Regions from separate parts of the Homo sapiens genome. Here all the other regions are linked to region 3. Evidence: chromatin contacts called from ENCODE Hi-C or POLR2A ChIA-PET data. All regions are on one chromosome and are shown on one strand. The core of a region is the stretch at or near the end of the contact, and the rest is flanking DNA. Distances in the headings are between cores, read along the strand shown.

What was found. A loop is a pair of places that touch in the nucleus more often than their neighbours do. ChIA-PET counts read pairs that join two places held with the same protein, here RNA polymerase II (POLR2A). Pooled maps may share reads with other maps.
Region 1: a pooled map shows a loop between it and region 3 (19-fold over the local background). The contact joins the promoter of TUBGCP4 here to the promoter of STARD9 in region 3. A Hi-C loop is called at or near these places in 4 of 50 pooled maps. POLR2A ChIA-PET finds 5 or more read pairs at or near these places in 3 of 52 experiments (activated B cell, activated CD4-positive, alpha-beta T cell and activated T-cell).
Region 2: a loop to region 3 is called in a map with no recorded cell type, with 15 times the contacts of the local background. The contact joins the promoter of TMEM62 here to the promoter of STARD9 in region 3. A Hi-C loop is called at or near these places in 1 of 37 single-sample maps with no recorded cell type and 5 of 50 pooled maps. POLR2A ChIA-PET finds 5 or more read pairs at or near these places in 2 of 52 experiments (WTC11 and activated CD4-positive, alpha-beta T cell).
Region 4: a loop to region 3 is called in a map of naive thymus-derived CD4-positive, alpha-beta T cell, with 6 times the contacts of the local background. The contact joins the promoter of CCNDBP1 here to the promoter of STARD9 in region 3. A Hi-C loop is called at or near these places in 1 of 168 maps with a recorded cell type or tissue (naive thymus-derived CD4-positive, alpha-beta T cell), 2 of 37 single-sample maps with no recorded cell type and 12 of 50 pooled maps. POLR2A ChIA-PET finds 5 or more read pairs at or near these places in 1 of 52 experiments (activated naive CD4-positive, alpha-beta T cell).
Region 5: a loop to region 3 is called in a map of CD4-positive, alpha-beta T cell, with 6 times the contacts of the local background. The contact joins the promoter of UBR1 here to the promoter of STARD9 in region 3. A Hi-C loop is called at or near these places in 2 of 168 maps with a recorded cell type or tissue (CD4-positive, alpha-beta T cell and CD8-positive, alpha-beta T cell), 1 of 37 single-sample maps with no recorded cell type and 10 of 50 pooled maps. POLR2A ChIA-PET finds 5 or more read pairs at or near these places in 2 of 52 experiments (activated B cell and activated T-cell).

Annotation. Positions count from the first base shown.
Region 1 is chr15:43,368,889-43,374,862 of GRCh38, reverse strand. TUBGCP4 (tubulin gamma complex component 4) reads right to left here and starts at 3,762. Exons shown (of 18, transcript NM_014444.5): 1 at 3,431-3,762. The coding sequence starts at 3,508. It overlaps ZSCAN29 (zinc finger and SCAN domain containing 29), which reads left to right and starts at 3,820. Exons shown (of 6, transcript NM_001372080.1): 1 at 3,820-4,305; 2 at 4,838-5,267; 3 at 5,736-5,940. The coding sequence starts at 4,950. RefSeq lists an enhancer at 3,632-3,751 and a silencer at 3,852-4,121.
Region 2 is chr15:43,129,648-43,135,971 of GRCh38, reverse strand. It overlaps TMEM62 (transmembrane protein 62), which reads right to left and starts at 2,386. Exons shown (of 14, transcript NM_024956.4): 1 at 1,990-2,386; 2 at 1,604-1,715; 3 at 323-460. The coding sequence starts at 2,169. It also overlaps the pseudogene SPCS2P1. RefSeq lists silencers at 1,517-1,728, 1,919-2,318, 2,539-2,598.
Region 3 is chr15:42,573,185-42,579,324 of GRCh38, reverse strand. It overlaps STARD9 (StAR related lipid transfer domain containing 9), which reads right to left and starts at 3,719. Exons shown (of 33, transcript NM_020759.3): 1 at 3,563-3,719. The coding sequence starts at 3,609. It also overlaps the pseudogene EIF4EBP2P2. RefSeq lists silencers at 1,542-1,601, 3,582-4,211.
Region 4 is chr15:43,182,924-43,189,192 of GRCh38, reverse strand. CCNDBP1 (cyclin D1 binding protein 1) reads right to left here and starts at 3,790. Exons shown (of 11, transcript NM_012142.5): 1 at 3,586-3,790; 2 at 3,314-3,373; 3 at 2,960-3,039. The coding sequence starts at 3,694. TMEM62 (transmembrane protein 62) reads right to left here. Exons shown (of 14, transcript NM_024956.4): 14 at 4,049-4,933. The coding sequence ends at 4,607. It overlaps LOC124903478 (a long non-coding RNA gene), which reads left to right and starts at 3,306. Exons shown (of 2, transcript XR_007064604.1): 1 at 3,306-3,424. RefSeq lists an enhancer at 3,185-3,284 and silencers at 3,455-3,544, 3,765-4,064.
Region 5 is chr15:43,104,199-43,110,223 of GRCh38, reverse strand. It overlaps UBR1 (ubiquitin protein ligase E3 component n-recognin 1), which reads left to right and starts at 4,186. Exons shown (of 47, transcript NM_174916.3): 1 at 4,186-4,282. The coding sequence starts at 4,202. RefSeq lists an enhancer at 4,088-4,367.

The DNA.
Region 1 (5,974 bases), core at 2,513-5,012, 800 kb before region 3:
TTGTAGCACATGCCAGAATTTCCTTCCTTTTTAAGGCTGAACAATATTCCCTTGTGTGTATATACCACATCTCAATTACCTATTCGTCCCTGCACTGACACTTGCTTCCACCTCTCAGCGATTGTGAATAATGCTTGGTGAACACGGGTGTACAAATATCTGTTGGGTTCCTGCTTTCACTTCTTTTGGGATATACCCTGAAGTAGAACTGCTAGATTGTATGGGAATTTTATATTTAATTTTTTTTTTTAGAGACAAGGTTTCACTCTGTCACCCAGACTGGAATACAGTGGTGGGTTCATAGCTCACTGTAACCTTGAACCCCTAGGTTCAACCAATTCTCCCACCTCAGCCACCAGAGTAGCTAGGACTACAGGCATGTGTCACCATGCCCAGCTAATTAAAAATTTTTTTTTTGTAGAGATGGAGTCTTGCTCTGTTGCGCAGGCTAGCCTCAAACTCCTGGCATTAACTGATCCTCCAGCCTCACCCTCCCAAAGTGCTGAGATCACAAGTGTCAGCCGCTGTGCCTGGCCTTTATTTAATTTTTTGAAGAACTGCCATACCATTTTCCACAATGGCTGTACCATTTTACATTTCCATTACTATATCCCAGGTACTGTGCTAATACTTTGAGATAAAAGAGTGAACAAAATCAGATACAATTACTGCTCCAAAGGAACTTAGCATATTATATGGATGGATATATAATATGGATTATATGTGGATGCCATTTTATATGACAGTAAATGTGGTAACAAATAGGCGAAGAAGAATTTTTCTGTTACCAAGTCCATAGAAAATTGATTAGGAATCCAATTAATGTAGATTTTAATGACACAATGCTAATCACATCTTCAAGTTAGTAACTTAAGAGGTTGCACAACACGGTGCTTAAGAACCTGGTCTCTTGCCGGGCGCAGTGGCTCACGCCTGTAATCCCAGCACTTTGGGAGGCCGAGGTGGGCGGATCACGAGGTCAGGAGATCGAGACCATCCTGGCTAACACGGTGAAACCCCATCTTTACTAAAAAAACTACAAAAAAATTAGCCGGGTGTGGCGGCAGGCGCCTGTAGTCCCAGCTGCTCGGGAGGCTGAGGCAGGAGAATGGCGTGAACCCAGGAGGTGGAGCTTGCAGTGAGCCGAGATTGCACCACTGCACTCCAGCCTGGGCGACAGAGCGAGACTCCATCTCGGAAAAAAAAAAAAAAAAAAAGAACCTGGTCTCTGGAGCCCAACTGCCTGGGTTTGAATCCCTGAGTTGCCTCTTACTTGCTTGAAAGCTTAGGCAAGTTACTATACCTGTCTGTGCCTGTTTTCATACCTATAAACTGAAGAAAATAATTGTGAGGATTAAATAAGTTAATACATGTGTAAAGCACATATCCCAACCACATAGCTAGTGCTCAATACACATAAGCAATTTTATATTATTAACAAGACAGCTCTACCAGTTATCAAGTGATACTACTATTAAAATTGGCATTTGAGCGTTTCTTGTTGGCAGAGTTTTCGAAAAGTTCAATATCTAATTATTCTGAAACAGCAAATAATAACTCGAAGTTACTGATACCATTCTATATAACACAGTTATAGGAACAGGCTGAGAAATCCTGCATTAGAATAATGGTCATTTGAACTTATTGATTTGGTAGTTTTGTTTACTTTTAATTTATAAAAATATTTGATTTTATAGTTGTTTAAGAGTATTATGCTTGAGTTTATACCTAGCTTATGTATATACATATTCAATATAATAAAATAATTTTCATTAACACTTGGCACTCATGACAACTTTTCCCTTTACTCAAATGTAAAAGACACTGCTCTGCAGAAATTATGTAATATTTGCCATCTTTGTCTTCTTTTCTTCCATCAATACCTAAACACCTGCTATGTGGCAGAAACTGTGCTAGGTGCTCTGGGTAGATGAATGAAGAAGACCACTGGTCTTCGCTCCCAGGGGCAATCTATGCGGGAGAAAGGCTAAAAACAGGTAACAACAATACATTATGAATTGTGACAAATCCTACAAGGGAAATAAACAAGTTGATGGAGAATAATGGCATCAGGGGAGGATGCTTAAAGATGTGCTCAGAGAAAGTTTTTCTGACAAAGTGACTTTAAAGCTGAGACCTTGAGGATGAAATGGTAGAAAATACATGATTGAGAATTTTTCATAAGAAAGAAAGGAAGGGAAAAGATGAATTACTTGTGGTTGTCTCCCCCACCCCCTCCCTAGCTATCTTTCCTGTACTGTGTTATCTCTTCTTATTTTGGACCATCAGGCACCCACATACTTCCTAAATACTGTCCTCCTATATGCCTGGCATTGTACTAAGATCTATGGAGAAAAGTGAAACATCGAATTAGTCTTCAAAGACCTACAGGTGAAAGATAACAATTCAAACTCCACCACACAAATCTTCACCTGTTTTTTTCAAAAATTCACCTAAACTCCCAAACTCCAAATACATGTTCATAAATAATAACGAAAGGAAACTGTTTGATTTATAGGTTTTATAGACTAAGAATGTACTTTTTCTGCTCTTCCACAGTCTCCTAAGAATCGGCATGTCTTGGTGATCAGACGGACCTAGATTTCAGTCTTGCCACTACTAGGACTGGCCAGCATAAAGTTTTCTGAGCTTCAGTTTGCTCATTTGTTAACTGGTAGAAACAATACCTAAGTGGACTAAATTATTGAGAGCATTAGATAACATTACTGGAAGCAGAAGCAGGTAAAAGTAGTTCAAATACTGAAGCCAGACAGACCTGGCTTCAAAACTAAGCTCTGTTAATTACTAGCTATGACCCCGATAGTTATTTAACTATTCTAAACCTAGCTTAATCTGTAAAATGGATAAGGTGGTTGTGAGGATTAAATAAGATAATGCATACGGAACATCATACATTCCTGGTTACACAAAGGCCCCCTACCAAGTGCTTTACCTAGTGCAGAAATTTTCTGGTAAAGGAGTAATGAGGGAAACACCACACGCTCTCGATTTCATTTATTTCCTTCAACAAACTTTACTGAGCGCTTACCATGTGTTTGGGAGCTGTGTATTTGGCCCAGTACTTCAAAACTCAAACAATGCACGTGTGAAAATAAATAGGAGAAAGTGCCTCCCACACTTCTATATCATTCCCCAGCAACTGTCAGACACCTGGACCTCAGGCCCTTTCCTCGCCCCGCCACAGGTGGGGCTCTTCGAGGTCTGCCCTCCGTTTTCTAGCCTAGGCCCGGCCTCTCTAGGTGTCGCATCAGCCTTGACCCTAAGGGGCTGCCCTCCAGTCACCTGTCCAGGGATACGCCCCCAGCCCTGGAAGCCCCGCTCGCTAGGTCCCTCAGCCTACTCCCCCAGGCGCTGGCTCAGGTCCCCCCTCCTGCGCTCCCTGGTTCCCGCGCTCTGCGCCGGACAGTACCTGCAGGCCACTCCGCTTGTTCCAGGTGAAAATGGACCCAGGGTACCCGCTCAGAGCCAAGAGCAGTTCGTGGATCATTCCCACGGCGGACCTCGAGTCCCTGGTTATGTCACCCCCTCCTCCAGCGCACCTCCAGGCGACCACGAGGGGAGTGCTTCCCCTTCCACACGCGCACCGGCCCCTGGGTCGGGCGGTTTGTGCCGAATCAACCCACCGAGACAATCGCTGCGGCGGAGCGGACGGGAAGCTGGGAAGGGGTCGCGGGGGAGTCCCGGAAGTTCGGCAGCTCAACGGGGTCCACCAGCTACTCCCGCCCGGGCTCTGCGGAGACTGAGTCGCGGTCGCTGCCCTCGCGCATGCGCCCTCGGTGCCCCGAGCCGCCCGCTCGGACTTCCGGTTTGGGAGCTGTACTTGGGAGGCTGGAGAGCCGGGGCCGGGGCCGGGGCCGGGGCCGGGGTCAGGGTCGGACCCCGAGTGGGTGAGGCTGGCCCGGAGGCAAGGATGCGAGGGGGTTGAGGGGCAGCTCGAGAGGGAGACGCTCCCAGGGGTGGGCTGGAGGGCGCCCTCAGGGCGCCTTAGCCGGGTCAGAGGCCTCTGGAGGGACCGCACGACGGCTCCGGGTTACCCGGCCGGAGGGAGCGGAGACAAAAGAGGCCAGAATCCCGCAGCCGCTGCTCCTTGGGCTGAGAGCTCTGCGTCCGCGAACCGGCAGCACCTGGAGCCTCTGGCCGACACCCGAGCCCGTCCTCAGGAAGCCCGTTACTACTGCTCCTCGGATTCCGTCTCTCCTGCCCAATGTGACTCTCCCCAAGCCCCCATGGTCCTCGCTTTGGAGCCAAAACCAGCTTCTCTCCTTGCGCGAGGTTTTCCGACAGGTAGCTCCCTAATCCTTGCTGAGCGGCTACTACTACGCGGGGAAAACAAAGACCCGAGATTCTGGACGTGATTTTTGCCTGGGGTGGGCTTTGGGAGTTGTGCAGCCCGAGGGGGCGGGGCGGACGCAGAAGGCCTCGGGAAGGACTGCGGAGATACTGGGGGAGATCAGCTGCGACCAGCTGGACAGAGGCTTTTTGTTGCCTTCAAGCAGGATGGTGACTTGTCTTTAGATCCTCTCGAACTCCAGCTCTCCTATATGGTTCGGACTCACTGTGCAACATTGGCCAGGGAAGTTAAATGGGATCGGATTTGGAGGAGGTGGGAGAGGGGCAGACAGTACTTTTATTCTCTGCTGCTTCCTGGGGCTGCCCTGGAAGTCAACCAGAAAAGCAGTTTTTGCAAAGTCTATTTACTGAAGATTGTGCTACCTTAGAAGGCCACTCGGAGCACATGGAAAGGCAGGCCAGCTCTGGCAAGACTTTAGACATATGAATGTATTCCTTCTGATAGTGCCATCTTTCTCTGCCCTAGGAAGAAACACCTCTTACAGTCATCTGCAGGGGATTCTCCAAGGACATGGGAAGATAGATGTAAGCCCTGGAACCCAGACTCCTAAGCGAAGGGAAGCTGCATTCTGCTATTAATGATGGCCAAATCAGCTCTAAGAGAGAATGGCACTAACTCTGAGACCTTCCGACAGCGTTTCAGGAGATTCCATTACCAGGAGGTGGCTGGGCCGCGGGAGGCTTTCAGCCAACTCTGGGAACTTTGCTGTCGGTGGCTAAGGCCGGAGGTGCGCACCAAGGAGCAGATTGTAGAACTGTTGGTGCTAGAGCAGTTCCTGACCGTCTTACCTGGGGAGATCCAGAATTGGGTACAGGAACAATGTCCAGAAAATGGAGAGGAGGCAGTGACTCTCGTGGAAGATTTAGAAAGAGAGCCTGGAAGACCTAGATCTTCGGTGAGAAGGGAGGGGGAATTCAAATTCAAAAGTGTGATACTGGGTGGAGGGCTAAATTAAGATATAGACAGGCTTAAAGAGGGACACAGTCTCCCTTGGTGAGGCTTATACTTCTGGTCTGGTATAGGTAACTTTTTCAGATAGTGCTTGTCTGGAGATGCTTCCTGGGTGTACCTTCACCTACCCTGTCATAATGAGTTTTTCCTATAGTTTCTTAATAGGGAAGAAAGGGGATTTTTTTTTTTCAGCCTGAAGGTGGGTTTACTATTTTGATCGTTTCCTTCTGGAGTTTCAACTGCTTTAAGCTAATGGCAATGGAATAAGACCCTTGTTCGCGTTAACCTCCCTCACCCCTACAACCCTGGCCATGGCTCTGAAAGATGATCTCTTTTGGGGTATTAAATACTCTCCTCTGGGAATGCCCCTCATTATGATCTTGCAGTGACAATTAACGGGGGTTGTTTCTAGGTCACAGTCTCTGTGAAGGGGCAGGAAGTGCGCTTGGAGAAGATGACACCCCCGAAATCATCACAAGAGTTATTAAGTGTTCGGCAGGAGTCAGTGGAACCCCAGCCCAGGGGTGTACCCAAGAAAGAGAGGGCAAGAAGCCCAGACCTGGGACCACAGGAGCAGATGAACCCAAAGGAGAAGCTCAAACCTTTTCAAAGGAGCGGTGAGGAGTAGATTCATATGGGAAGATAGACTGC
Region 2 (6,324 bases), core at 1,137-3,636, 560 kb before region 3:
AGCAAACCACCATGGCACATATATACCTATGTAACAAACCTGCACATTCTGCACATGTATCCCAGAACTTAAAGTATAATAATAATAATAAAAAAAGAAGCAGCATATGTCACAAAAAAAGGACCATACCAATTGTCATCTCAAAGGCTAACAATGACATTTGAAGTTTTAAAACCACATTATATAGTTGTATTTCAGAGATGTGACCTTTAGTATATGTAAATGTCCCACTTTATAATTTTACAATCTAAGTTGGAAAATCTAGGTTCCTGAAGGGGGAAAAAAACTCTTGTCTTTATTGTATCTGGCTCTTGGCTCTTACCATGATTTCCTTTGATATCCAGCCACTTGGTTTTTTCCATGACTCTTGTCTTCTTCAGAATACCCTGGTAGGTTTGCCATTCTACCTCATGCTGCCTGGATCCCAACTGTTCCTTTGTTTTGGCATCTGTCAGGTCTCCTGTAGGTTTACACAAGAATTGAATCACAATGCAAAATAAACTACTGGGGGTTCCATTTTTTTTAGATATGTACACTGAAGGAACAAGGATACTTAAAGCACTCAACGTGTATAAGCATAACTGCTCACGAGACCACCAATGTCCAAATCGAGCCATCTAAACTAACAAGATTTTCTCAGCAAGGACTTTGTTTCTTATAGGTTAGCAAATGCCTGTTCAATCTCCTGTGATATTCGAAATGGGTTGTTAAAAAAATCTTTAAAGAGAACAGTACAAAATGCATCAATAGACTCTGATAAAATGAAAATGATTTATAAGAAATTCCAGTACTCTGAGTGGCTGCCTAATATCTATGGCAACCATATTTTCCAAACCACAAAATCAGAATATGTGATTTGACCAAGTATTATTTTTACAGCAAGAAGCAATGTGGCAGGTGGAATTGGACAACAAAATACCAAAATTTATAGAGAACTAAACAGAAAACTTTTTATGGAGGCTCATCCATTAAATCAGAACTGATACCCTTTCATGTCAGCAGAGATGCTTCAATAAGGTGGATGAGTGATGAATTCCCCAGTAAGCAAGATAGATAGATGCTCCTTTAGCTTCTTCTCCCCATTACAGTTTGAAAGCAAATAAAGTGTTTGAAGAGTCTAGAAAACTTAAGTCATAAAACTATCAAAGGATGAAGAAAAAGTGCCCTGGGTCACCGGAAGCCTCAAACAACTGAAAATATAAGATTAATAATGTAAAGAAAATAGAAAAGTTAGCAAAAGAAGAGAACTTCTGATTCGTGGTTACAGGCTTTTCCCTAATTCTCACAACCAGAACTGTAACAACAACAAGAACAAAAACCAGATACAAATATATCAGACAACAGACTGACATGAGAACCAGGAGCCTTGCTTCTACTGCTTTGACAAAACCTTGCTACGTCAAATCATTTTGCCTGGATCTTGACTCATTCAGTTATCCATAGGCAAAGGGGTTAGAATGTCCAATCTCTTCCACCTCACAGAGCTCACCTGGGGCTGTGGCTATACTGCTCCCAACGTCCCCAAAATGAAAAGCCACAGCCCTGGCTAGAGTTCTACCATGCGGACCACAGACCACCACCACAGCACGGCAAGCCTCCCTACCTGTTGCTAGGACGAGAGCTGGTTGAATGATGTCAATAGTTTCAGAACAGAATTTCTCTAAGTCTACCGCTCTGCCTGGATCTCGAAACCTGCTCAGGTGAATGTCGGATATCTGCCGAAAACAGGTATTGAACAGAGAGATCTGAGCCAGGAAGAGGCAGCATGGGGAGGGGCGGCTCAGCGGCTCTCTCGGGCAGAAGGAAAAGGCAAAGAGGCAATGCATAACGAACCCCCCAGGTAAGGACAGGGCCAGCACTAGACAGAGCCTCGAGTTACAATCTGACTGAGGTCCCCAGCCTGGAGCGTGGGGCCCAACACCCGCAAGGGTCCCACCGCACGGTGCCCGATCTGCACCTGCCTCCCGGCCCGGCTTCCCGCCGCGTCACCTGCAGGCCCCAGAAGATGTTGCTGTCTCCGGGCCCTGGCGCAGGGTGCGGCCTCCTGGGGGGCGCGGGGCGCGGCAGCGGCGAGGGCTGGCCCGCCAGGCCGTAGTGCTCCAAGAGCATGGCCACCAGCGCTGCGGCCGCCAACCCCGCGACCACCCTGAGAGCCAGCACTGCAGCCATGCCGCCCGCCCGCCGGGGCGCGGCCCTCGCTGATCCCGCGCAGGACCGCGCGGCGCTCCCGGGAGCCGCTTTGCCTGCACTTCCGGACTCTATTGTCGCAGGGCCAGAGCTGGATGCGGGGCCGGCGCCGGATGCGGGGCTGGAGCCAGACACTGGGCCTAGGGTGCTGCGCCCGTCAGCCGCCGCCCAGCACCTGCCCCTCTCTGGCCGCGCAAGTGACTGGGCTCGTTTTGCATAAGTAATACGATCACAGAAAAGAGAACCGAAACTCTGAACACCAATGACGGTGGCCGAGTGGTGGCGGGGAAGGAGACCGGGACCAGTGGCCGGGAGGCGGGGGCTAGAGTCCTGGCTCCGCCTTGGTCAGTCACTCCTGACCTCAGTGGGTCGATCTCCTTACCTGTAAAACGGAGTTAATAACACCTTCCGTGCGCACTTTGCAGGGTTGTTGTATCAAAGTGAGAATGTATGAGAACGCCTTTTAAATTGTCTCACAAATGTGTCAGGTGGCTTCCTCTGGCCCCTTCTGATTATTAACGTACCTCCATAGGTTTTCTTTTCTTTCTCTTCCCCTTCCCTCTACCATTCCCCTTTCCTTCACTTCTCAGACAGGGTCTCTATCCCCCAGGCAGGAATGCAGTGGCGCGATCATGGCTCACTGCAGCCTCGACCTCCCTGACCTTAAGTAGCTGGAATTACAGGCTCGCACCACCACGCCCAGCTAATTTTTTAAATATAGTTTTTGTAGAGACTGGGATCTGTCTGTGTTGCCCGGGCTGGCCTCGGAACTCCTAGGTTCAAGCGATCCTCCCGCCTCCGCCTCCCAAAGTGCTGGGACTACAGGCTGAGCCACCGCGCCCGGCAGCATAGGTTTTCTATAGATGTAATTCCTATGTTTTGTGAAAGTTATTTTTCCCTTAAACTGATTTCACATGCACCTGAGTAAATAATATTGCAACACGGTAGTATACCATTCATTTAATAAGTATTAAATACTTCCTATGGGCCAGACCCAGGAGAATTAGATTCAGCCCTACCTTAATTTATCTAACAACTCCCTTATTGTTGATTTTTTAATTGTTTATTATATATTGCTGTTCTGAGTAATTTTTTTCACGTCTTCCCTTTATTGAAAAAAATTTTAGAAAATGGCAGTTAATAAAAGGCACAAACAAATCAACAGGGATATACTAGTGGAAAACACAATATAAAACTAACATGTCATTGGCTTCTTTAATTGGTTAAGAGCACAAAATGTAACAGGCAAAAGGTCTGTTTCAAACAAATTAAAAAGCTATGTGTTTTTTAAATTCTCCCCAAATCAGATATATACACACCCACAAAAATAGTGTGTGAAGGAAAACTGTCATACACAAGAAGTCGTATCCTGAATTCTTCAAGGAAATACATGTGGAAATAGGAATTAACAGAGTCAGCAACAGATTAATTTTTTATTAATTGAGTCTTAAAATGCTACATAGCCCAAAGCTATACTATATAAAGTACTACTAGGTACAAAGGAAAGTCTGTACAGCTTTTAGCAAAACTGCTTTCCCAGAAAAGCAAATTAAAATAATGCAATCAGCAGACCCAGGAGACTACAGCTAGACATCAGAGCTACAACTTCTCATATCTCTCTCAGAAAATCCTATTTATCCAGAACAGACTAAAATTTCAGGACAAAACAGGGATTTTTAAACTTTTTTTACTTTATCCATTTTAAATTCTTTTTATCTCCCCCACCCCACAAACCAGTAATTCAGCAAGATCCAACAGAAAGAGGGCTACTTTTAGAATTGGCTATTTTATTTTTCTTTTTTTTTTTTTTTTTTTTTGAGACGGAGTCTCGCTCTGTCGCCCAGGCTGGAGCGCAGTGGCACGATCTCGACTCACTGCAAGCTCCACCTCCCAGGTTCAGGCCATTCTCCTGCCTCAGCCTCCCCAGTAGCTGGGACTATAGGCACGTGCCACCATACCTGGATAATTTTTTGTATTTTTTAGTAGAGACGGGGTTTCACCGTGTTAGCCAGGATGGTCTTGATCTCCTGACCTTGTGATCTGCCCGCCTCGGCCTCCCAAAGTGCTGGGATTATAGGCGTGAACTACCGCACCCGGCCTTATTTTTCTTTCTACGGCGAGACTGTCATGGAGCTTGGATATTTCAGGCTCATGTGCATCCATGACCAGTGTCCCACTGTGGTCAAAAAACTTAGCAATGGACTTGGTGAATTCGGCTTCCCGCTGCTGCTTTGTTCTCCCACTGATGAAGGTCAGCTTAGAGGTGTATTTGTCATCAAACCTTTTAAGACTGGAGGACAGTTGCCAAATATCATCAGGATCCATTCCTATAGGATCTTTCCTGTGGGCCACAAGAAAGATGCTCCTCTCCTTATATGAGGTATAAATGGTCAAAATCCCCATCATCATAAAATAGGATATGACGCACAAAGCCAAAATGGGTTTGGACTATGGAAAGGGGTGCATATAATCCCAAATCAAAGCCACTATGGCAAAGAAACAGGAGATTGTACAGATGGTAAGGCGACCATCAATGAGACCAAAATTCTCCACATATTTGTATTTTTCCAGAAGTAACTTTTTGGCAGAATCATCCAAAGAGTTTTTCACAGCTAATCCATCCCACTTGTCAATTTTTACAGGCTTATCATCTGTCTTCCACTTATCCAACAAGCTGCTATGGCCACTGCCTGTGCCGCACCTGGAACCACCGCCAGCCCCACTACTGCCTCCACTACCACTGGTTCTCCCACCCTGATCAGCTGCTTGCTGCTGCCATCTTATCCGCTTCTGCCTGTTCTGAGTAAATGTATACACGTGTGTGTGTGTGTATATATATATATATATATATATGTTGTTTTTTTTTTTTTTTTTTTTTTTTTTGAGACAGAGTCTCGCTCTGCCACCCAGGCCAGAGTGCAGTGGCGCCATCTCTGCTCACTGCAAGCTCCACCTCCCGGGTTCATGCCATTCTCCTGCCTCAGCCTCCTGAGTAGCTGGGACTACAGGCACCCGCCACCATGCCCGGCTAATTTTTTGTATTTTTAGTAGAGACGGGTTTTCACCATGTTAGCCAGGATGGTCTCAATCTCCTGACCTCGTGATCCACCCGCCTTGGCCTCCCAAAGTGCTGGGATTACAGGCATAAGCCACTGCGCCTGGCTGAGTGAATATTTTTACACAAGTAGTGCTCTTTAAAAAAAACTCCCTTTGAGTTTTTTCCTTGGGGCATGTTGTCAGTATTGGATTTATGCCAATTTCAATTAAATTGAATTTTCAATTTAAAATTTTCAATTAAATTTTGGAGTACCTTTGGAATAGAATACATTGATCTAATCAGAAAACATAAAGAAACATAAAGGTAAGTAGGCAAAGAGCTATAGTTCATTATCTTAAGAGCTTATGTAGGAGAGAGACATACATAAGTAAGTTTAATATATGAAGAATATGCTTTTTGCCACAAGAGATGACCAGATATAAAAGGCAGGGGGAAGGTTAAAACTAGGAGAGAGAAGCTGGGCACGGTGGCTCACGTCTGTAATCCCAGCACTTTGGGAGGCTGAGGCGTGCAGATCACCAGGTCAGGAGATCCAGACCATCCTGGCTAACACGGTGAAAGCCCGTCTCTAATAAAAATACAAAAAAATTAGCCAGGCATGGTGGCACGTGCTTGTAGTCCCAGCTACTCGGGAGGCTGAGGCAGGAGAATCACTTGAACCCATTAGGTGGAGGTTGCAGTGAGCTGAGATTGGACCACTGCACTCCAGACTGAGTGACAGAGCAAGATACTGTCTCAAACACCACCACCAACAACAACAAAAGCAACAACAAACTAGGAGACAGTACATCTTTGGAAAGAATCAAGAAAAGTTTAATTATGGAGGCCACATATAAAGGATGGGTAATATTTCTTGACTGGCAGAGATTGAGGTTGGGGTGGGTAAAAGCACTTTGCACTAAGACCTAACAACACGAACCAAAGCATTAAGATGAGAAAATGCAGGGCATGTTGCAGGGACAGTGAGTGTTTCAGTTTGGCTAGGCTATGCCAAGAGGAATAATGGTAATTAGACCAGACCCTTGGCTTGAGGCACATTGAGGAAGGCCTTTGTAAATGCCAAGAGTGAAGACAACAGA
Region 3 (6,140 bases), core at 2,470-4,969:
TTTTGTCTCCTCTCATCCCCCAGGAGCTCTTTATTTTCCCCTCTAGTTTTGGGTGTGCATGTTTGGAGTTTGTAGTGGTTGGTTTGTAAAACGACCATTCTGCCTTGTTATGGGTTGTTCATGAAAGCCTCATTCTTTTCTCTGACCCTTTAGCTTTTGCATTCACCCTCCTTCCCACCTACCTCTCCTGGGACTACTGATGGGCATAATAATCCCAGGAGAATGACTCCCCTCATAGAAAGATTAAAGCATCCATCCCCTCATAGTTAAGTAGCCATTGGTGTCCTGGGAATTTCTGGTTGGATTTGGTGCCCTGAACTTTCTTAGTAAGAAATCAGATCCCAGGGTGAGAGTAATAAGCCATTTGGCCAAGAAAGAAACCTGTTTGTTTTCCTTTTGAACTATGAAAAGACCCTGTTTGTGAACACATTTTAGAAAGAAGAAAGGAAGGATGTCTGCAGAACTTTGTTCTGTTTTCTGCTACAAAAATGTGAATAGTTCAGAGTGAAAACCTTTTGTGATGATTGATGTCTCTCAGGAATAAGCTGGATCTCCAATGTTTTGGGGATGCTTTGAGTCTCAAAAACTGATAATCAGAAAAGTATCTTCTGTTTGTTTAATGTATCCCTGTTCTGACTTTAATTAAACTCCAAATCTCATTTTACATATTCTTGGAAAAACTTTAAAAAAAAAAAAAAACAAAGCTATACAGTGGGTAAAGAGTAAGTTTTGACAGGGCAAATAGTCTTCTAGAGCCTACAGTATTGGCAGATCAGATGTGTTCTCATAATGGTTAATTGGAGTAGACAAAGGGCAGCAATTTCATAATGAGATATGCAATTTCTGATTATGGGAAACTGTGAGGTAGAGGGGAGGACATCAAAACCATTTCCTATACAGCAGTATCATTTTATTGAGGGTCAGGCTGGGCGTGGTGGCTCATGCCTATAATCTCAGCACTTTGGGAGGCCATGGCAGGTGAGGTCAGGAGTTTGAGACCAGCCTGGCCAACATGGTGAAACCCCGTCTCTACTAAAAATACAAAAATCAGCTAGGTATGGTGGCAGGCGCCTATAATCCCAGTTACTCAGGAGGCTGGGGCAGGAGAATCGCTTGAACCCAGGAGGCGGAGGTTTCAGTGAGCTGAGATCGCGCCATTGCACTCCAGCCTGGGTGACAGAGTGAGACTCCATCTCCAAAAGAAAAAAAAAAAAAAAATTGAGCGTCAACTCTAGTCCTACTGAATAAATAGGCACTTGAGACACAAATGCAACTTTTCTGTAATCTCAGAAAGAGCAGTAGGTCTAATGAATCAAATCTTGGCTCTTACTACTTTTAGAACTTAAGCCAAACCATTCTGTCATCTGGAAAAACAAAAAATAGAAGCTTGGGCCAGATCATCTGTAAGATTTCTTCCCAAGCACAACATCAGATCCAATGACTGTCAACTGAGTGTGTGCCAATGACTTATTTGAAGGTTGGAACAAACCACATAATCACCAGATTCCCCACATTCAGATAAGCCTCAATGAAGACAGTATAACACCCCCTGAAGAACAGCTGCCATCTCTGCAGGATTCTGTGAGAAGAGGGAAGTGATCCGGACCTCTTGGCTGGGGCCACACTGGGTTTATCTGTATCTGCTCCTGAATCTTCAGCCTGCTACAATCTGTTCACACCTGGGTATCTACAGTCTTGACATCCTACCACTTGCTGCTCAAGGCTCTTAACTTGAGCTGAAAGTAAATAAATTGTGCTTTCATTTTCCCTTCACTTTTGTTTGGTATGTTATTCTCTACTGTGGCTGCAAGTAAACCAATTTCAGCATCATTTTCTTAATCTAATTCATGCTATTATAAATTCCTAGTGTCCGGCTGGGCGCAGTGGCTCACGCCTCTAATCCTAGCACTTTGGGAGGCCCAGGCGGGCAGATCACGAGGTCAGGAGATCGAGACCATCCTGGCTAACACAGTGAAACCCCATCTCTACTAAAAATACAAAAAATTAGCCGGGCATGGTGGCGGGTGCCTGTAGTCCCAGCTGCTGGGGAGGCTGAGGCAGGAGAATGGCGTGAACCCGGGAGGCGGAGCTTGCAGTGAGCCGAGATCGCGCCACTCAACGCCAGCCTGGGCGACAGAGCGAGACTCCATCTCAAAAAAAAAAAGAAAAAAGAAAGAAATTCCTAGTGTCCAAGGAACTGAGAAGTTACTGAATGTTAGGAGTGGTCAATACTGTTATCCTGAGAACCCTAAAAGAACAGTTTCACAAATACAGAATATACCAGAGACTACCTCCAGCATAGCATCTGCACTTATAAAACCCCCCCCAGCCCTGAGCTACCACATCCAGTTATGAAGAAGCCAGGTGTCACAAGCCATTTACCAATCAAAACGCAGCAGGTCAGGCATCTGCTTTCCCTCTTTCTTCAGTGTACCTCTTTTGCCTTCTTCCTATTCTCTTTAACTTTTTGTTTCTTTCTATCTCATTGCTCTTCTCATTAGTCTGTCAATTACAAGACTTTTCAAAGCCAATCATTTCTATATGAGGACGAACATAATCCACACTAGTACCCAATTTTATTATGGGAGACGATACCTTTCTTGATCCTTCTGCCCAATTATCAAGCTATCTTATGTCCCAGAGATTTTTAAACTTGCCAAATAATTCCAACATGTGCCTCCTGGTCCCCAAAGCACCCTCTGCCAGATTTACCTTCCACCACTCACTTCCCTCCACACCAACCACCCTTTCCCCACCAAAACTTAACCTCTAGTTAGTCCCTTACAGTCTAAGTCCTTTGCTCTTGGCGGTCTTACTACATAGAAGGCTCTTTAAACTCTCTCCACCTGTCAACAAACTCTAATTGATCTTTAAAAAACACTTCATCTGGTGACAAAGAGAAAAAAGTTCGTGGCTGCACACTGGATGTCTCAAGGGCTGAGATGAGAGGTGCGGAATCAAAATAAGCCACGAGAAAACGGGCACTGAGGGCTCTGAGAGAAAGAAGGGGTTGGAACAACTTCCCCTACTTAACAGTTCCGTCCTGGATTAAATCAGCTGTCGAGCATAGAAAGAAACCGCGACCTGTGTCGGCCTCAATTTCCCCCTCACGCCCTCACCTTCTGCTTTCTCCACATCTTCGCAGAGAAGCCCACGCGCACCCAGAAACACACACCATTCAGCCTCAGTCCTCATGGGTACTCCCAAGCCCCCAGAAAGAGAGAGGAGAATGCTCATCCCTCTCCCAGCCTTTCTCAAAGGCCCAACCCGATGCAGCAAGCCTCGAGCCGCCGTCCCTCGAAACTCCTGCTGGCAGGACGCCAGCGACGCTCACCCAGGGCAGCCCTCCCGCGGCCGTCCGGGAACCGCTATCCCCAGGACACAACGCGAAAGCTCGACTGAGGTCCCGTCCCGCCAGGCCTCCGTGGATTCCGGACCCCGACCCCCCGGGTCACTTTGTCACCGATTTCTGCGCGCCAGAATCTCTGCAGGGGGAGACGCGGACCTCCCGCTCTTTTCAGCTCCTGTGAAGCCTCAGGCGCCCTCTCCCGCGGAGACTCACCTCTTGCTGAGCGGCCGGACCCGCACGGCGACCTGCACGTTCGCCATCCGTCTGCCACAACCCAAGTCCAGCGGGTCAGCTCAGCGGCAGCATCCCAGGCCCCCGCCCTAAGCCCAGACACAGCCCCAACCCAGCCCCGCCCGCCCCACGCGCCTCTGGGGACGCCGCCGCGCGGACGCGAGCTGCCGCCCGAGCGGGGCGGTGCCTGCCTAGCTTCGGCCAATCCTGAGCCCGGTGGGCGGGAGAACTCCCGGCCCCGCCTCCCCTCAATCCTCCTTAAAGCCTCCTGACTCGCCCCCGCCCAAACACGCGCCGCAGCCAGAGCAGGCGGGCCCGTGTGGACGTTCGGCCAGTCCTTAGCCTGGTGGGCGGGAGGATGCCAGGGCTCGCTCCGCCTCGTTCCATCCGAAGCCTCCCGGGTCGCCCCCGCCCAAACACGCGCTGCATCCCGAGCTGGGTGGTGCCCGCCGAGCCTTGGCTAGTCGGTGGGCGGGAGGACGCCCGGGCTCGCCCCGCCTCGCTCCGCCCTACAGCCTCTTGGGACGCCCCCACCCATGCGCGTGCCGCACCGGGCCCAGCAGTGCCGGCCCAGCTTCAGCCAATCCTGAGCCGAGTGGGCCGCGAGGACTCAGTGCTAAGTCTGTTGTTCCTGGCCCCGCTTACCCAGAAATAGTTTTTGTTCCTCGACTAGGTGTCCGTGCTATGTAAAGTCAAGTAAATCAACTTTTGGTCCGAAAGTTTGCAAAGTAATTTGCTAAATACTTTTATTCTCTGCGTTCGCTTGAACTGTCAATTCTGTGGTTAAATTTTCGAGGCAGGCCGGGTGCAGTGGCTCACGTCTGTAATCCCAGCACTTTGGGAGGCTGAAGCGAGATCACCTGAGGTCAGGGGTTCGAGTTCAGCCTGACCAACCTGGTGAAACCCCGTCTGTACTCAAAATACGAAAATTAGCCGGGCCTGTTGGCGTGCGCCTGTAATTCCAGCTACCCGGGAGGCTGAGGCAGGAGAATTACTTGAACCCTGGAGGCGGAGGCTGCAGTGAGCCTGGATCGCGCCACTGTACTTCAGCCTGGGCGACAGAGCAAAACCCTGTCTAAAAAAAATAAAATAAAAAAATAGAAGGCAGTCCCTTACTGGCAAGGTACTTCCTGACATCAGGGACAAAGCATAGATGGAACCAATTCAGATAAAGGGTTATTGTCCAGGTCTTCTTGTACAACCAAAAGACAGGTGGCTGGTGTTTATCTTTTCCCTTCAAGGCTTGAGGGTTAGCAGCCATATAGATAAGGGCAGTGCTGATCATAAACCCAACTGCATTTGCACAAAATATTAGCGTATCCCTTCCTGCCTTAAATCCTGGTGCTTGCTTCTCTTCCTTACTAATAAATGTCCTTTGTGGCATTTATTTTTCCAGAATAGGGAACTTGCATATGCACCGAAAAGCTGTTCAGGCAGATACCCTTTCTTCTCAATTATTTCCTTAATGGTGTCTAGGAACTCATTTGCTCCCTCTTGGTCAGCAGAAGCTGCTTCTCTTGTTATCTTGACATATTTTAAACCAAACCTTTCCAAATTTATCAAATCATCCCTTACTGGCATAAAATTGTTTGGATCCTTCACCTTCCTTTTGCTTCAAGTTGTCATATAATGACTTTGCTTGTTCTCAAATCATATTAAGAGTATATAGGTATATAGATAGGTATGTTTTCCTTTTTTTTTTTTTTTTTTTTTTTTTTTTTTTTGAGATGTTGTCTCACTCTGTCGCCCAGGCTGGAGTGCAGTGGCGCGATCTTGGCTTACTGCAACCTTCAACTCTCTGGTTCAAGCAATTCCCCTGCCTCAGCCTCCCGAGTAGCTGGGATTACAGGCGTGTGCCACCACACCCAGCTAATTTTTTTGTATTTTTAGTAGAGACGGGGTTTCACCATGTTGGCCAGAATGGTCTTGAACTCCTGACTTCAGGCAATCTGACCACCTCTGCTTCCCAAAGTGTTGGGATTACAGGTGTGAGCCACCACGCTGGCCAGGTATGTTTTTCTTACAGCAATCCTGTACCCACATAAAAGCTTCATTTTCTGTTTGTTGTTGTTGTTGTGTGTTTTTGGTTGTTTTGTTGTTGTTGTTGTTGTTTGAGACAGAGTCTTGCTCTGTTGCCCAGACTGGGGTGCAGTGGCACTATCTCAGCTCACTGCAACCTCTGCCTCCTGGGTTCAAGCGATTCTTCTGCCTCAGCCTCCCGAGTAGCTGGGATTACAGCTGTGCACCACCATGCCTGGTTAATTTTTGTATTTTCAGTGGAGATGGGGTTTCACCATGTTGGCCAGGCTGGTCTCAAACTCCTGACCTCAGGTGATCTGCCCACCTCGGCTTCCCAGAGTGCTGGGATTACAGGCATGAGTCACTGCACCTTGCCAAAAGCTGCATTTTCAATATGAGATAAAAAGACATTTCAGGGCCGGGCACAGTGGCTCACGCCTGTAATCCCAGCACTTTGGGAGGCCAAGGTAGGAGTATTGCTTGAGCCTAGTAGTTTGAGACCAGCCTGGGCAAAATGGTGAGACCTCATCTCTACACAAAT
Region 4 (6,269 bases), core at 2,541-5,040, 610 kb before region 3:
AAAAGGAAACAGATTAGATCAAAGTGGTCAACCCTTCTGCTGTGGAATAGAGCAGATATTTCTTTTCTTTTTCTTTTCTTTCTTTTTCTTTTTTTTTTTTTTTTTTTTTTTTTTTGAGACAGAGTCTCACTCTGTCACCCAGGCTGGAGTGCAATGGCGCAATCTTGGCTCACTGCAACCTCCACCTCCCAGGTTCAAGCAGTTCTCCTGCCTCAGCCTCCCAAGTAGCTGGGATTACAGGCACCCGCCACCACACCCAGCTAATTTTTTGTATTTTTAGTAGAGATGGGGTTTTGCCACACTGGCCACACTGGTCTCGAACTCCTGACCTCAGGTGATCCACCTCCCTTGGCCTCCCAAAGTGCTGAGATTACAGGTGTAAGCCACTGCACCCGGCCTAGGGCAGATATTTCTACAGCATCATCAAACATTTTCTGAAGTCCTGGTATGAAGGCAGGCCTACTATACTCATCACATACCAGGGAGGAGTTAGCTATATAGTAGATATTGGGCTGACAACTCAATAAACCATTAAGAAACAGCAGGAAAAAACTTATTCCTGATACTCTGTATCCCAAGATATTCATGATATCTTAGACCAGGAGCTGGCAAACTGTGGTCCTCAGGCCAAGTCAGGCCCCACTGCCTGTTTTTGGAAATGAAGTGTATTGGGACACAGCCATACTCACTGGTTTTAATGTCTGTAGTTGTGTTTGCTCTATAAGGGCAGAGTTGGGTAGTTGGTTACAAAATCTAAAATATTTACTAACTGGCCCTTTACAGAAAAGAGAGGGAGGGAGAGAGACAGACAGACCAACTGACAGACCATGGTTATTAAACCATTAACCAGGTCTCTCTCTTTTTTTAACAGAATCAGAATATGTAACTAAAGGTAACTAGCATGGACTCGACAATGCTCCATGTTAACTATTTTCCTTCTAGGTGGTCACTGGCTTTCTCATCTTCCTTGTCCTCAATTTTCTGTTAAATTCTAAGTCAATACTATACAAATGTGGTCCAGGTTGGAGCCAGTCTACAAACTGTTTGTGACCAGTCAGGGATGAGATAAGCAGTGACTGAGAGTGTTTAGAAACTTTTATGGCAATTTGACATTTATTCAACATCCGAGCACATAATTTTATTAAAGTATCATTCCATACAGATTGGAATTTAAAAAACAACAACAACAACAAAAAAAAACCAACAACCACCCATCTTTTAGTAGGACTAAAGTGGTGAGATCTCAAGAAGGCAATGATGATTCATGTGTATGTATGTGTGTATATACACACATATATACATATATGTATTTATTTGAATATATGTATATACTTGAATATTTGTATATATTTCAAATAAATCCAAATTCTAACTTTTCATCTATGAGTGAAACTACTGTCCTGAGCATGTATAGAAAATCAGTTCTATGCTGCCTCCTTGTGGTATCTTACTTGCAGTGAGTTTTAGCAGCAAGTCCTAAGTGCATTTGAAAGAAAGGGGTTAGCAGATAAGAAAAATAAGGTAATATTAACTACTCTTTTTGAAATAAGTATTTTCCATGAATCTTTTGAAGTGCTCTCATACAATTCATCTCTTGTTTCCTCATCACAAATCTCAAAGGTAGGCCAGGCACGGTGGCTCACACCTGTAATCCCAACACTGTGGGAGGCCAAGGCAGGCGGATCACTTGAGGTCAGGAGTTCGAGACTAGCCTGCCCAACATGGTGAAACCCCGTCTCAACTAAAAATACAAAAATTAGCCAGGCGTGGTGACAGGTGCCTGTAATCCCAGCTACTCGAGAGGCTGAGGCAGGAGAACTGCTTGAACCCGGTAGGCAGAGGATGCAGTGAGCCCAGACTGTGCCACTGCACTCCAGCCTGAGTGACAGAGAGAGACTCTGTCTCAAAAAAAAAAAAAAAATCTCAAAGGTATGTAGGAGGAGAGAGTTTATCACTGTAGGTACATGCAGCAGAAGATATTTATATCCTTTCCAAACACCTATATATGTAGACTGAAAAATTAAAACAATTGACTATGAAAATCAAATAAGGCAATGAATATGCCATTTTAAAAGAATCTTACTCCTATATTAAGCATACACAACTCTAGAAAAACTGAGCATAGAGCATACGTGGTCATAGCCAACATGTTTACTTTCATTAGTTTTATAATAAAGGAATATTTAAAATGCATAAATCTTTGTTCTAGCAATTCTACTTCCGGGAATTTTTTCTACCAATATACACACATACACAGAATTAGGTAATTCATCACGACACTGTTTGCAGTAATTCTAAGTTGGAAGGTCCAGAACAGTGTTTATGTATCATTTGTGTAAAAAGAAGCTGACACATACAGATAAATGTATATGAATGTATATATGCACAGAATATACGTGGAATAATGCAAAAGGAACTGGGGGAGACAAAAATGAGAAAGTGGGTGGAAAGGTAAACTTAACACACTTTGATATCTGTTGAATTTTGTACTATCTACATATGTTACTGATTAAATATAAAAAATAATATAAAAAGGGTATTATGCAGTATAACAGAATAGGTAGCTTAGACATCAGATAGACCTTGATTTAAATTCTAGCCCCCCTGCTTTTTTTTAAATCTTAAGCTGAGCTTCTGAGCCTCCTTGCTCATCTGTCAGATGGCCATCAAGTATGTGAAAACACCCAGCAAATAAAAAGTGCTTAAAAAATTATCAGAAGGGAAACAACCAGGATAAACTTCAGACTGAACCAATATTTATAAGACCTGCCTACTCCGCGCCAGGAACTGCACTTGGCAATTCGGTCTTCACAACAATCCTGTGAAGTAAAAACGGTAACCTCACTGGACAGATGAAGAAAAGAAATCTCCTGGCGTGCGTGCAAAAGGTGGAAAGAAAATTAGAGGATTCCTAAGGTGTAACTCGGCAGCCCAAGGATTCCACGAAAGTGAAGCCCACCTGTGGAGACGGCAGTGGAAGCTGAGAGAAGACTATGGTCAGAGTCGTGGCTTCCCTTGACACAGTCACAGCTGCCTCATCTGGGGGGTGGCCGAAGAGGAGGCAGGTGCCAATACGTTAGTGCTGCACGGACTTGGAAGACTTCCCTTACCGACCGAGACTTCTCAAAAACACTTCCCGAATGTCGAGGTTAGAATTCTATTTCACCCTCTCAGGTGCTGAGGTGGGTAAGGTACCTCACAGAAAGGATGCAGCGGGGGAGAGCAGTCCCCTCCGTGGGGGACAGCGGGAGGAAAAGGGGTCGGGACGCTGGAGGAACTGAGGCAAGGGGAGCCCGGAAGGAGGCGCACTCACTGAGTCTTCTCCAGAACATCTCTCGATTAAACTCCTCGGTGGTCTCCTGGGCTTCGCCGACTTGTGGGTGTGGCGTGTGGGGGCCGAACGGTGGCGAATGGAAAAGCTGAGGTAAGCGGAGCCACCTCCCTCGCCCAAGCCCGGCTCCCCGCCGCCGCCCCAGCCCGCCCTCTCCGCGACCCCGAGCCCGGCCTCTCCCCGACCCCGAGCCCGGCCTCTCCCCGACCCCGAGCCCGCCCCTGCCGTCGCCCGTTCTAACTCCGTCAGCTCACCCCGCACTCGAGGCAGGAGCAACCGCAGCTCCTCCGCCAAGTGCCGGAGCTGCTCCAAAGGCGAAGCCAGGGTGGGGACTGCGGCTGCAGGTGCAGTTGCGCTCGCCATCTCAGTCGCTTGCCGAAGGCCGCAAACACAGGCCTCCGCTGCCACTGCCGGAGCCGCACTGCGACAGCCGCTCCACTTCCGGGCCACAGCGTCAAGGGCTCGTTTCCGTCAACAAGCCGTCCAGCCCCGTCCCAGAGGCCCTGCCCTGCCTCCTCCCGCCACGAGGCCCGGCCCCGCCCGAGGTCCAGCACCACCCATCCCGTTATCAGAGACCAGGCCTGGCCCCGCCTCCTCCCGCCCCGCCCTGTCCCCTGAGGTACAGCACCAACCATCCCACTCTCAGAGGCCAGGACAGGCCACGCCTTCTCTTGCCCCTTAGGCCAGGCTACACAAGCAAGCCTCAGGCTCACCGTCTTTCTTATTCATCATTCATTCATTTATTTGATTAGTTGAAAACACTTCCGACTAAGGAAGCAGAGAGCCCACAATCCTGTGGGAAAACAGGCCTGGGAACTAATATCTCAGGGGTAGTGAGGGTCGGGCCCAGATCCTCAAAGGTTCCCTGCCCCTGAAATTGCACCTTTGACAGCTGCTGAATTCCAAGCACAGCGGTAAGTGCTTTACATGGGGTAACCCTAAAAAACACACTGGGCCTCAGACACTCCCGTACACACACCCAACCTCTACCCTGTGGATGTCCTAGATAAGGGTTTTCTCTTCACAAAGGTAAATCAACTCTTTGCCTCCTTAGGGAGGGAAGGAATAAAGGCATTATTTTTGAGACTTTTCTGCAGTCCATTCTGCAGGTATCAGTAGTGGGTAATCCCTCCAACGTCCAGGACTCCAAACGAGCAGCTGCTCCCTAAAGCTCACCCACCAATCCTGGCCCTCCACCTGCTACTGGGGTAGAGGCCTGGGCTACAGACACAGAGGCTGGGCTTCTGCCCAGCTGCCAGTGGTGAGACATGGCCTTCAGGAGCTCAGGTGGCTTTTTAACTGCACCATGAAGATTCCAAACTTGGTGGAGTTCAGTGTCCACACATAACGAATGAGAACAGGTGTCAGCAGTGTCAACCAGGTCCGCAAAGGGGAGAATAAAAAAGCTAGGGTGCCGTATGTTGCATAAAGAAAGTAGCAGGAATAAACCTGCCAGATGTACAGCAGTAGCATAAGTAGGTGAACAGGCATAATTTTCAAGTATTTTCTTTGATGGAGATGAGACCTGAAGTTGTGACCAAAGCACCGCTGCAGCAAGCTCCAACACATGTAAGCCATCAAGGGGATGTTAAAAAACGCCAGCTGGAAAAGAACAGAACCATAGCTTACTCCCAAGTCCTTGGAAGAGTTTGGTCTTAATAATGCATTATTAGTGGATCCTAAGACTATGCTGCTATCTGTCTTGGCGTTAGCTAATTTACTTCAAGCACAGTTGCTTATAACACAACAGCTGACTTGTGGCTAGTTGTGTATTTGCCCATGTCCTTTTATTCATCTTAGAGGCAGGTATCATTTAATTTATGCTGAAGTCCCAACTTGTAGTACAGTATCATATACACAGTTAATACCCAATGGTGTTAAGCTGGAATTGAACTGAGTAAATGTATACACACACATACAACAACCCCTCTTTTTTGGTGGAGTGAGGGGAGGACTTGGCTATCAGTATTTTTTTTCTTACCTCCATTTTTGTTTGAGGTAGCATGATAAGTACTGGAATATAAATTAGAGTATCTAAATTATAATCCAAGTTGAGCTGCTGTATGATTCATTCATTTAACAAATATTTATTGAGCACCCATTATGTAGCAGGCATGAGCTAGGCTCCAAGTTGGGGACACAATGGCAAACAAGTTAGAAAAGGTCCGTCATAGAGCTTACATTCTAACAGGGAGAAGACAGACAAAAAAAAAAACCAAAAAATATAATTACAGATCGTGATTAGTTCAATGAAGGAAAGAACTGGGTCATGAGAAGGTAACTGGGAGAAAGGCTCTCAGAGGCCAGAAGGACAAGAATGAATCAGCGGAGGGAAGTGCATTCTAGGCAGAAGGAACAAATGAAAAGCCCAGAGGTGGGAGAGGTCTTGGCCTCTTTAAGGAAGTGCATGCAGAGCATGAGCCAGGTGGAAATTGGGGCAGTCGGCAGGACCCAGATCACTGCTCTGCTTCAAAGCATTTCAAGCTGAAAAGTAAGTGAGCTGATTGTAAAGTTTTTAAAAGAGCACACTGGATGCTCTGTATTAAGCTGAGAGTAAGGAGGCAAGAATATCAGGGAGAAGACCCAGGCAAGAAATAATTACAACTTAGATTAGGAAAACAGAAATGGAGAGAAGTGGATGGATTCAAGATATGCATTGGAAGCAGATCAAATAAGGTAGAGCTTGCTGGTGAAATAGATACAGGGTATGAAGGAAAGGGAATAATTGAGGATACATCTTGGAGAAATCAGGTGAATGGTGGAGTCATTTATTAAAACTGGAAAAACAGAGAGGAACAGGTTTGGGGTGGAAATAATGTTCCTATCAGAGAGACATCACATGAAGTTGAGATGCCTGTTAGACATCTGTGGCCATTGGATATAGAGGCACTTGAAGTGCAGAGAAGAGGTCTAGATCAGAGATATAGATTTGGGATTC
Region 5 (6,025 bases), core at 2,937-5,436, 530 kb before region 3:
TCCAATGCAATATTAAAAAAATATTTACTTTGGGCAGGGCTCAGTGGCTCATGCCTGTAATTCTAGCACTTTGGGAGGCAAAGGTGGGTGGATCACTTGAGCCCAAGAGTTCGAGATCAGCTTGGGCAACATGGAGAAACCCTGTCTCTACAAAAAAATACAAAAATTAGCCAGGCATGGTGGTGCATGCCAGTGGTCTCAGCTGCTTGGGAGGCTGAGGTGGGAGGATCGCTTGAGTCCTGGAGGTAGAGTTGAAGTGAGCCAAGACCATGCCACTGCACTCCAGCCTGAGTAACAAAGCAAGACCCTGTCTCCAAAAAAATAATAATAATTTTTACTTATTTACTCTTTTTAGCAGTTAACTCTTTAATCTGTTAATAATTATTCTGAGGGCCGGGCGCGGTGGCTCATGACTGTAATCCCAGCACTTTGGGAGGCCGAAGCAGGCGGATCACGAGGTCAGGAGATCGAGACCATCCTGGCTAACATGGTGAAACCCTGTCTCTACTAAAAATATAAAAAATTAGCCGGGCGTGGTGGCATGCACCTGTAATCCTAGCTACTCAGGAGGCTGAGGCAGGAGAATCACTTGAACCCGGGAGGCGGAGGTTGCAGTGAGCCGAGATTGCACCACTGCACTCCAGCCTGGGTGACAGAGCAACACTCCGTCTCAAAAAAAAAAAAAAAAAGAATTATTTTGGGGTATGATTTGAGGTAAGGATCTGACCATCTTTTCCCAGATGGTTACTTATTCTTTAAATGTTTCTTTTTTTTTTTTTGAGACAGAGTCTCGCACTGTCACCCAGGCTGGAGTGCAGTGGCGCGATCTCGGCTCAACACAACCTCCGCCTCCCGGATTCAAGCGATTCTCCTACCTCAGTTTCCCGAGTAGCTGGGATTACAGGCATGCACCACCATGCCCGGCTAATTTTTGTATTTTTAGTAGCGATGGGGTTTCACCATGTTGGCTAGCTTGGTTTCGAACTCCTGACCTCCAGTGATCCGCTGGCCTTGACCTCCCAAAGTGCTGGGATTACAGGCTTGAGCCACCACGCCCGGCCTCTTTAAATTTTTTTATTGTGGTAAAATATACGTAAAATTTACCATTTTAACCACTTTTAAGTATACCATTCAGTGGCATTAGATATATTCATATTGTTATGCAACCATTACCACTACACATCTCCAAAACTTTTTCATCTTTCCAAAATGAAACTCCGTATCCATTAAACTCGATTCTCTCCTCCTCTCAGACCCTGGAAACCACCATTCTACTTTCTGTGTCTATGAATTTGACTACTCTAGGTATGTATTATAAGTCAAATTACACAGTATTTGTCTTTTTGTGACTGGCTTCTTTTATTTAGCCTAATGTCTGTAAGGTTCATCCATGCTGTGGCATGTGTCACAGTTTCCTTCCCTTTAAAGGCTGAATAATATTCCATTGCATGTATATGCCACATTTTGTTTATCCACTCAGCTGTTGATGGACACTTGGGTTCCTGCCACCATTTGACTATACTGAATAATGCTTCAATGAACACAGGTATACAAACATCTGTTCAAGACCCTGCTTTCACTTCTTTTGGATATATACCCAGAAGTGGAATTGCTGGATCACATGGGAATTCTATGTCTAATTTTGTTTTTTGAGGAACTGCTACATAACCATCTGTTTTTGCACCACTTAATAAACAGTCCGGCTGGGCGTGGTGGCTCACACCTATAATCCCAGCACTTTGGGAGGCCGAGGCGGGCGGATTACCTGAGGTCGGGAGTTTGAGACCAGCCTGACCAACATGGAGAGACATCGTGTCTACTAAAAATACAAAATTAGCCAGGCATTGTGGTGCATGCCTGTAATCCCAGCTACTTGGGAGGCTGAAGCAGGGGAATTGCTTGAACCCGGGAGGCGGAGGTTGTGGTGAGCTGAGATCACGCCACTGCACTCCAGCCTGGGTAACAAGAGCGAAACTCCATCTGAAAAAATAAATAAATAAGCAGTTCATAATTTCCTTCTCACTTGAAATGCTGTTATCTTTCATGTGTAAAATACTTGAATTTGGTATAAAGTAATAAAGTGAAATGGATAAGAATAGGGCCTTGTGAGTCATTTGAACTGGATTTTATTTATTATTATTTTTTGGTAGAGGTGGGAGTCTTGCTATGTTGCCCATCTCAAACTCCTGGGCTCAAGTAATCCTCCCGCCTTGGCCTCCCAAAGTGCTAACATTACAGGGGTGAGCCATTGTGCTGGCTGAATATCTGCTGTGTCACTTGGAAGCTGCATGTCCCTAACCAAATTATGTAACTTCTCTAAACTTCAGTTTTCTCAGTTTCTCATGACAGTAAAATAGAAGTAGTAACATCTACCTAAAGGATTGTTATTAATATATAGCTAGTGTTATTAATATACTAGTGCTTTGATTACATTAAGATGTTGATAAGTGGCTATTATTTCTTTTTATTTTCTGTTTTTTCTTTTTCTTTTTTTTTTTTTTTGAGACAGAGTTTTGCTCTTGTAGCCCAGGCTGGAGTGCCAGTGGCATGATCTTGGCTCACTGCAAACTCTACCTCCTGGGTTCAAGCAATTTTCCTGCCTCAGCCTCCTGAGTAGCTGGGATTACAGGCACCTGCCACCACACCCAGCTAATTTTTGTATCTTTAATAGACATGGGGTTTCACTGTGTTGTCCAGGCTGGTCTCGAACTCCTGACCTCAGGTGATCCACTCACCTTGGCCTCCCAAAGTGCTGGGATTACAGGCGTGAGCCACTGCCCCGACCTATTTCTGAACGTTCTAGTCTATTTCATTTATCTAGGAATGAAAGAAGAAAAAGAGAAGAGCGTGGGGTAGCATAAGAGAACTACAGAAGTAAAAGCATAGAGACAGGAAGGGACAAGGTAACTTTTAGGGCAATTTTTATCAAAATGTGGGACAATACCTATTGTGGGTTATAGTATCACTTTAATAACTACAACCAGTATTTTGGCTTAAATGCATAAACATATTGCAATTGAATAGAAAATATGACATATTGGAAGTATTGTTTCAGAAAATTTAAGTTTCAGTATATATATACATATTCTATATATACCCATTTAATTTTGTATAGGTGTACCGTGATAAGATGTAAAATGTATTTATTGTGGTTGTTGGGCAAAAAAGGCTGGAAAAACAGTATTTTAGCACCCAGGAAGTAGTTCATTTGAGCAGAAACATTGTTTAGGCAGGAAAGTTCTATAAATCAAGGTGGACCACAGCATTTGGAAAGCCTCCTCTACTTTTCACATTGTTTGGAGCTTTATTTTCTTCCCTTTGTTAAAAATATACTTTAAAATTATTTGTTTTGTAAAAAATTTAAAATACAAATGAAGGTAAAGTAGCTCTTGACCACCTTCTTCCTCCAATCCGAATCCTGGCCCTCAGAGTTACTACTTTGCCCTTTCCCCTTTCAGACTTACTCCTTCACATTTAAATGCCTATGTGTGCAAATATATAGTTTGCAGCAACTTGGCTTTTTTTTCTCTCAATTTATCTTGATCTTTTCACGCAGATTTATCTTGCTCAAGAGCTGCACAGTATTTCAAAATGCGAATGTACCATAGTATATCTTGTCTTTCCTCTATCGATGAATGACTAGGTTTCCAATTTTTTGTTATTTCCCCCCGTGTCCCCCAATAAAGCTGGATCCCGAGCTTTTTTTGTACACATGTGCAAGTGCCCACGGGGTAGAATCCTAAAAATAGAAGATGTGTGAGTACTTTCTTTTTCATTTTGTAGGCTCTGGGGAACTACTGCAGGGAGGTTGGGATACAAAACATCCCCAGGCCAACAACCGGCCAGCTAGGACAGGTTCTTGCTTTAGCCCCCGACAAGTTTTCTTCCTTTCATAATGGACGCTGACTTTGTTTTTTTTACCTCGTAGATGCAACAGTTCCCAGCACCAAACCCAGATATACAACCATTCAGCTACCAAGAGCTACGCCTGATAAATTAGAGGGGAAAAAAAAAATCTCCAGTCCCTTCACGTCGTGACGCTTGCTTCCGGGAAGCGGGCCGGAAGCCACTCCTCGAGTCTGCGTCAAACCCGACTTCAGGGGCCGTCGTAAAAGTGTCGTCCCTGTCTCTCCGACCGGCCACAGGTTTCCGCTTGCCTCTGGCCGGGGGTCGGCAACTGCAGGCGTCAGTTTCCCTCAAGATGGCGGACGAGGAGGCTGGAGGTACTGAGAGGATGGAAATCAGCGCGGAGTTACCCCAGACCCCTCAGCGTCTGGCATCTGTAAGTCCCTATAGGCAAGTCTCTTTTGTCCTCCCCCCGGTCCCTCCCTACTGCGCTTAGGAGGATGTGGGGCTTCACCCCTTATGGCGGCTCTGGGGAGGGGGAGTTATCTGGATTGATCTGGAAGGAAGCCACCGAATAAAAAGTTAGTCGCAACCCACATTTCTGCCAGCCAAGTCTACGGAATATAATGACTTTGTTATGTATTATTCTTGATGATCTCAAGTGTGCATGTCTCTATTCTGAAGTAGAAAGAACCAGTGATGTTATTAGACGGTTTGATGTGGGGGCCGAGGCGGGGTTGGAGCAAGAGCCATTTTCGTATAGAAGCAGTACTAACCCTTTACTCTTGATGATGGGAACGCAGCACCTGGTATTTTATTGCATAGCCTGCTGGCCGGGACCTGATATTGGTAGGTAGTGCTGCTACTGTCAAGTCATGTCTAGATGTGAGGTGTAGTAATTGTCCTTGCGTATAGCATCTTGGGAACCCCAGGCCTAACCCTCAGTGGAGAAACCCATCATCTGTCGCTACTTTTTAAAGGTGAAGAAAGGACTCCCAAACATTTCAAGCCAGAGCAATACCATTAATTGATGTCGGAATCTATACTTTGCTCTTGCATTTTGAAAGAATGGGAAGGCACAGATAGTGAACAAATTTGAGTCACTAGCTACAGGGAGAAAGCTGCCGAGGAAGATAAGAGTAGGGGGCAATGTTAGGGAATGTTCTGGATGCCCAGGGCATCTAGTGTGGAGATATGTAGAAAATATTCAAATATCTGTCACCGCATGATGTTTTATTAGTTTGTCTTTCTAAATAGCAGCATTTAGAGATTTGGGATATACACATTTTTTCTGAAGTTTCTTTGGCTTGTAGTTTAATAAAAACATTATTTTATTTTATTTATTTTTTGAGGCAGAGTTTTGCTCTTGTTGCCCAGGCTGAAGTGCAGTGGTGTAATCTCGGCTCACTGCAACCTTCCGAGTTCAGGAATTGAACTGCAAATTCCCGAGTTCAGGAATTCTCCTGCCTCAGCCTCTTGAGTAGCTGGGATTACAGGTGCCTGCCACCATGCTTGCCTAATTTTTTTTATTTTTATTTTTATTAGAGACGGGGTTTCACCATGTTGGCCAGGCTGATCTCGAACTCCTGACCTCAGGTGATCCACCTGCCTCGGCATCCCAAAGTGCTGGGATTACAGATTAAAAGCATTCTTGAAGGTTTTTTGTTTTTTTTTTTAACCCTGCATACAATTGAACATTGTTTTATGCGAGAACAGAGGGAACTACAGAGGGAGCTACGGCATGAGTCAACTCCAGGGACTGAAGAGACTGTCTAGGAGGTAGGAACAAGGTAGGGAGGGAGTTGGAAAAAGGATTTGGCCACTGACTATGTCAGTGCTTGCCGTTTTCCTCCACCCCAAATAGCAGTTCAAATTCACTTCACTACTGTTCCTGAAGGAGGAAGCATCTTATTTGAGATGATAAGGAATGAGGAGGTAGGACAAATTTAAAAGCAACTGAAACATTTTAATGGTAGTTTGTGAGTTTTGCTTGTTAGAAGGAGTGGGGAAACTGCTGTGGTCAGAAGAATTGTTATAGTTTTGTATCTGAAGACTAATATTTATTTAAAGCTTTGATACATTAATTTTTTCCAGATAATACAATAAAACCCCATCATTCTGGACGTCACTAATTTGGAATTGGAGATAATGATACAGGAATTGAGCTAGAATTTATGTG